Regions from separate parts of the Homo sapiens genome. Here region 2 is linked to region 1. A link is a contact called in ENCODE Hi-C or POLR2A ChIA-PET data. All regions are on one chromosome and are shown on one strand. Each heading gives the region's core, a stretch centred on a gene start or an enhancer-like site at or near the end of the contact. The rest is flanking DNA. Distances are from core to core; before and after follow the strand shown. Region 1 overlaps LAMA2 (laminin subunit alpha 2). Region 2 overlaps ARHGAP18 (Rho GTPase activating protein 18).

Region 1 (2,700 bases), core at 145-2,644:
GGATTTTCACCAAACTGGGGGCCAAGCTTCTCAAGAAGCTCCTTCTCCCTTGTCCTCTGCCTCTCTTTACTCCTCCTCCCTCATTCTCTCTCCCTTCCACCCCTTCATCTGGAAAAATCTCCCTTTAGTCACTTTGGTATCTAATTTCTTGGCACTCCAGTGACCTCTGCCTCCTATATCTGCTTTGTCCTCTGATCCTTCTCCTGGCATCCGCCTTGGTGGCCAGCAGTTCTTACTGGACAAAAACATCAAACCCTAAGAGCCTGAAGTAGTTACTTAAGCAAATAGGACAAGCAACTGAACTGAGTTTTTCTTCTGGGAAAGCTTTCTTCACACAGGTACAGAAATAGGCTAAAGGTCAGGAAGTAGGGTGAGATATTTTAGGAGTCATTTGGGGTTTCCAGAATGAGATAAAGATTTTAACACTGAACCCTAAATATTTTCTTTCTTAACATCCAAAGTATGTTCAAACAGAAAAAAGATTAGATTCTATTTATTATGTAAATTACAAACATTAGGACACATTTCTCTTAATATCTTCTTCCACGTATGCAATCCAACTGATATGGTTTTAAAAAAAATCTTAAACCCACATTCCAAACAAATAAGAAATAGGGTATAAGTAATCAAGTAATTATGAAACTCTAAGAATCAGCCACTGAAACTGTAAAAAAAAAAAATAAAGCTGACCTATTACAATACTAAAGTAATACAAAGTTTAATGTACCTTTTTGCACATAGCAGGCCTCAGTAAAAAGCTGTTAAATAAATACTTTTTAAAAATGGAAAACACACCAGAATCATAATGGACATATTGGCAATGTCCTTCTCAATAAAAACTAAAGAAATGATCTAGATTTGATGTTCCTAAAAGGTAAAATAGGAGCAGGATTTAGCTGTAGTTTTCTAGCAATGCCCTTTTTAAGTAATACAGCCTCAGGGCAATCCCTTAATTAATATTTTCCGCTGTTTGAAGTAGGTATTTTTATCTCCATCTTATAAATGAATGAAATGGACCTGAGCATGATTAAATAACTTGCCCAAGGTCACACAGCTAGTAAGCTTCCACACTAGTACTTAATTCCAGTATGTTCCTCCTGAAAGCCCACACTCATTCTCCATCACCACCCTGTGAATTGGTTTAAAAAAAATAAGGGTCACTATGATGGTCCTTGTGGCAGAACCACACTACAGAGAGAGGCTACACCAGAAAGAGGAAGGCCTCTAGCTTTTTAAAATTCTAATCAAGAACAGAGATTTACTCTCCTTGGACAATCTTTAACAGAGGCTTATATCCTTCATTAAAACCTTAGAAGCCCTGTGATATCATGTTGCTAAGAAGAGGCTGCTTTCAGCTAAAGGGGAAAAAGAGTGTAGGGGAGGGGCTTCTCAGTGAGTCACACATACCCGGAAGTGAGTGGTTTTCTGAAATTCTCGTCTCAGGAAACCACCGACACTCTTAGCAAGGAAGCTGAACCTCCTGGGTTTTGCCAACACATTTTTCCATAGTTTGGTAAAGAAAGAAACCTCAAAAGTATGTCATTTCCCCCTATTTTCTCTTTGAAACTAAATTTTACCGGTCCCTTCTTCACCCCCTTAACAGTGACGTTTTTGAGCCACAGCGAAATCCATTTTTTGTCCCTTTCTCTTACTTTTGAATTATCTTACTTGTAAAGTGCCAATTCAGAGCATCTTTACCCTGGCTTATTGTTTTTTCCAGTTCTACATGTGGTTTTACTTCTTTATAAAGTCAAGTAAGAGGGTACTTTAGGACTGAGGTTTCCATCCAAGTACTCCGGTTTTCTCTCCAGATATGAAGTAAGTTTTCAGTAATCCATTCATGATCCCCAGGCTAGTGACTAATGCTTATGACTAATAGCACCATGATGACTGTTAAGACCGAAACTCAAAACTTGCTTCCGGAACAAAAGAGAAAATGCCTTTGGTCATTTTCATCAGAACTCTTTGTCTCCTTCTGATTCTTGGCCCAGGGATCCAAGGATTGTTGTAAATAAGTAGCATGAGGTTCTCAATTAGCAGTGTGTGAGTTCTCTCTCATAAGCAAATTAGGAAAATTAATGAAACAGCCACTAAGGAAAATCATTGCAAGGAACAATTAGCAGGGTGTCCTTGCCTGCCTCTTCTATTCAAAAGCCATCAGCTACATTCTTTATAAAAGGTGCTTTAAGTGTTTGCTGTTGATTCCTGCAATCTAAGCTCTCAGGAGCATGGTTTGTTCCCTAGCAAGAAGATAATAGCCAGCACAACCCAAGGAAGACCCCATGCTTTGCTAAACCTGCCAACCCTTATACGGTTAGACATTACTGCACACTGCAGAAGCCTCAGTTCTCACAGGCTCATGTGTTGGGCTGCACAGCGCTGTTGTCAGCTCTACAAGAGGCTAATGTTGCAGTGCGCCATGACCTGGTTTCAGTAAACTTTCAGGAAGAGTGAACGAGGGAGTCATGGAACGAGATCCTGAGAACAGCGTTTGCTTAGTGTAGAATTCCTAAGCATCCAATTTTGGCTCCCTTAAAAGCTATGGTTGAGAGGGGTGAAGGGTGGCAGGAAAGAATTTGATTTCCAACTGTATTGAATCAGATGTGACTTATACTTGTTTATTTTTAATATTTTATCAGCATCTTTACAGTTCAAGTGGATGAAAACAGAAGATACATGCAAAACCTGACAGTTGAACAG
Region 2 (2,700 bases), core at 15-2,514, 160 kb after region 1:
CAGCTTCATTTTTCGTATTGCATGTCAAATAGACAGATGCCTTATCCTTTTGTTTTCTCTCTCATAGTGTGAAATTGACCACCTTACTTCTGTCTCCTTTAACTCTTACCCCCCTGTGAGACCACAATAAGTACTGTAAACTGTGTGAAGTATAATGACTAACGCCAAATAATTGGGTTTATCTGCTCAAGGGAAAAAGGTGCAGTTGAACTAGAAGTACATTAAGCCTTTCACTCCTGAAGGAATGTGTTTATTCTGGCAAGAATTTTCCAGTAAATTTCCATTAAGATAGCATGTGCAGAAAAATGCAAGGTCATTGAGTAACACCATTGTTACATAAATACACCATCTATATCAAGCCTTGCTTTCAAAACATGCATAAAGCAAAAATTGAATAGCTTAGTGCTGATGAATTGACTCAATATTTTGACTTTAATAAGATTCAGAAGCTGAATAGGTTTGTGATAACCTAAAAATACTGAGTCATGGAAAAGAGGAATTTTCTTTTTCTTTTGTCTGTATTTTTTTTTGATCACTGGTAAATACTGCAAGAACACATTTTCATTTTTAAATAAGAGGGGATGAGGAGTGGGAAGGAGACAGCCATTCAGTAATAGACTACCCTCCTTGGTCAACCTGCCACGTATTTTTTAATTTGTCTAAAAATGTAAGTGAACATTCCTTCAGTTTACATCAATGAACATGTTGTGTTACTTCTTTTCTTTGTAGAATATATTCTACTTTTGTACTTCAGACAGGCAGTGACTAAAAGTCTGGACCTTCCTAAAACTGTTCTGCTAAGAGGCCAGTTAACTAGTTTCCTCTTTTCTGTTTTTAGGAGTATGTTATATGATATCATGTTCATTCTGCAAATGGGGTTCAAAAACATAAAGCAACATCTGCTAGATGTAATGAAGTACAGAGCAGAAATATTTTATATTTCCAAAAGATCCAAGTTGACACATGGTGTTGAAATCAAAGAAACACACAGTTTATACCACAGGCAACTACCAGTGACCCCTCCCTGACTTTCTAGCAAGCAATTATTCCAAGTTCCTTCCTCCTCCCTCTCCCTCCAGAATTCTGTGTGCTAATCGTGCCATGGATATGCTTCAGAAGCTCCCGCATTTCTCACCTTTTACAAGTATAATGACAGAACTAGACGCTGTCCTCTAAAGGAAGTTGCCAGAGTTGCTCTATAAAGAATCGCTTCCTAGCTTGCTGTACAAGTCACGCTCTTTCCAATACACCAGAGTATAATCATTTTGCCTTTTTTTACCATGAACACTCACATCACAAGCAAATATTCACTTTACAGATCCTGATGGGCCTTCCTGGAATCTTCTTTTCCATCTTGCTAGCATGTCCTCCATGCTCTGTTTACAAAAATGAGGGCTTTGTTTTGTTGTATTTTCCCAAGGTATATGCTATCCCATTTTCCCGTGATACATTTTCCACCTGGTCAGTGAATTTCAAAGGCACTGATATCATTCAGGGTATGAGTAATAATGCCTGTTATTTATTTTGTCATAGCAAATATTAAACTGGTCTGACATTTTTTCTTTACAAAGAGGTGGGGGTTGCCATTGATTATACTGAGGTCAGCTAGAAGATTGATGATTTATTCTGCTATCAATGCAGTCAGCTCAGTCAGCAAAATGAAATGGAAACATATGGAACTGGGAGTCTAAGTACCAAATGATTCCAGCTCTACTTAACTGCAATCTTTGGTAAATCACTCACTTTCTCTACTCCTCACTTTTCCTATCTAAAAAATGGGAAGAATAACAATGGCCTTGCTTGCTTTGTTTGTTGTGAAAATTCTTACTGAAGTGCCTCATAGGTAACCATGAAAAAGGTCCCCTAGGTAAATTTGTGCTGTACTAACTGCCCCTCCCACTGTTTAATAAGGTCTAGAGGAATCACATATCCTCTAGAATATTCTCAAGCTTTGTGGTCTCAGGACTCCTTTACACACTTAAGATTGTTCTAAGACCCTCAAAGAGCTTTGGCTTATGTAGGCGATATCTACTGATATTTATAATATTAAACGCAGAAACAAAATATTTTAAATGCTATTCACTTAAGAATAAACATCTTCACATAGATAACATTAAAAAGGCCATTTTTCAAATAAAAATAGTGAGATGAGTAGCACTGTTTTATATTTTTGAAACTGCCTTTAATGTCAAGCTTAATAGAAGACATCTGGATTCTTACATCTGCTTCTGCGTTCAATCTTTTACAATATTACAGTTCATGTCGTCTCTGGGAAACTCCACTGTATTCTCATGAGAGAGTGAGAGTGAAAGAGGCAAATAACATCTTAGCGTTATTATGAAAACAGTTTTACTCTCCTAGACACCTGAAAGGGTCTGGAGAGCCTCAGGTGTTCCCAGACCACGCTTTGAAAACCACTGTTTTAAGAATTCTCAAAAACAACACATAATGGGTCTGAAAATGCACGTTTCAATTCTATGGGCAAAACTCCAGAAAGCCCTCTGAGAGAAACAGACTTGCTTTCCTAGTGACTGGACTTATTTCTTTGTTTTTGTTTAGTTCTGTATCTTTTCACAAAAACTGGGACTTATTCCAATATATCCATATTTAATTTATACTATAATGACAAAGAATTAAAATGTCTTTAAAAAAAACCCCTCCCTTGCCAATACTGTTAATCATTTGCTGGTGTCCATTATG

The links. A loop is a pair of places that touch in the nucleus more often than their neighbours do. ChIA-PET counts read pairs that join two places held with the same protein, here RNA polymerase II (POLR2A). Pooled maps may share reads with other maps.
Region 2: a pooled map shows a loop between it and region 1 (5-fold over the local background). The contact joins two enhancer-like sites. A Hi-C loop is called at or near these places in 1 of 168 maps with a recorded cell type or tissue (HCT116) and 4 of 50 pooled maps. POLR2A ChIA-PET finds 5 or more read pairs at or near these places in 2 of 52 experiments (HCT116 and MCF 10A).

Annotation. Positions count from the first base shown.
Region 1 is chr6:129,489,262-129,491,961 of GRCh38, forward strand. LAMA2 (laminin subunit alpha 2) reads left to right here. Exons shown (of 65, transcript NM_000426.4): 57 at 2,640-2,700. Among named protein-coding and RNA genes, the nearest start is that of ARHGAP18, 220 kb to the right of the region's middle. RefSeq lists an enhancer at 1,311-2,510. Within about 2 kb of position 1,395, at least 21 of the 41 ENCODE cell types and tissues checked have a DNase peak (open chromatin) inside an H3K27ac peak, as active enhancers do; they include HCT116, where a contact is called at or near this core.
Region 2 is chr6:129,644,493-129,647,192 of GRCh38, forward strand. The region is part of intron 1 of ARHGAP18 (Rho GTPase activating protein 18); the gene reads right to left. Among named protein-coding and RNA genes, the nearest start is that of ARHGAP18, 64 kb to the right of the region's middle. RefSeq lists an enhancer at 2,670-2,700. Within about 2 kb of position 1,265, at least 7 of the 41 ENCODE cell types and tissues checked have a DNase peak (open chromatin) inside an H3K27ac peak, as active enhancers do; they include HCT116, where a contact is called at or near this core.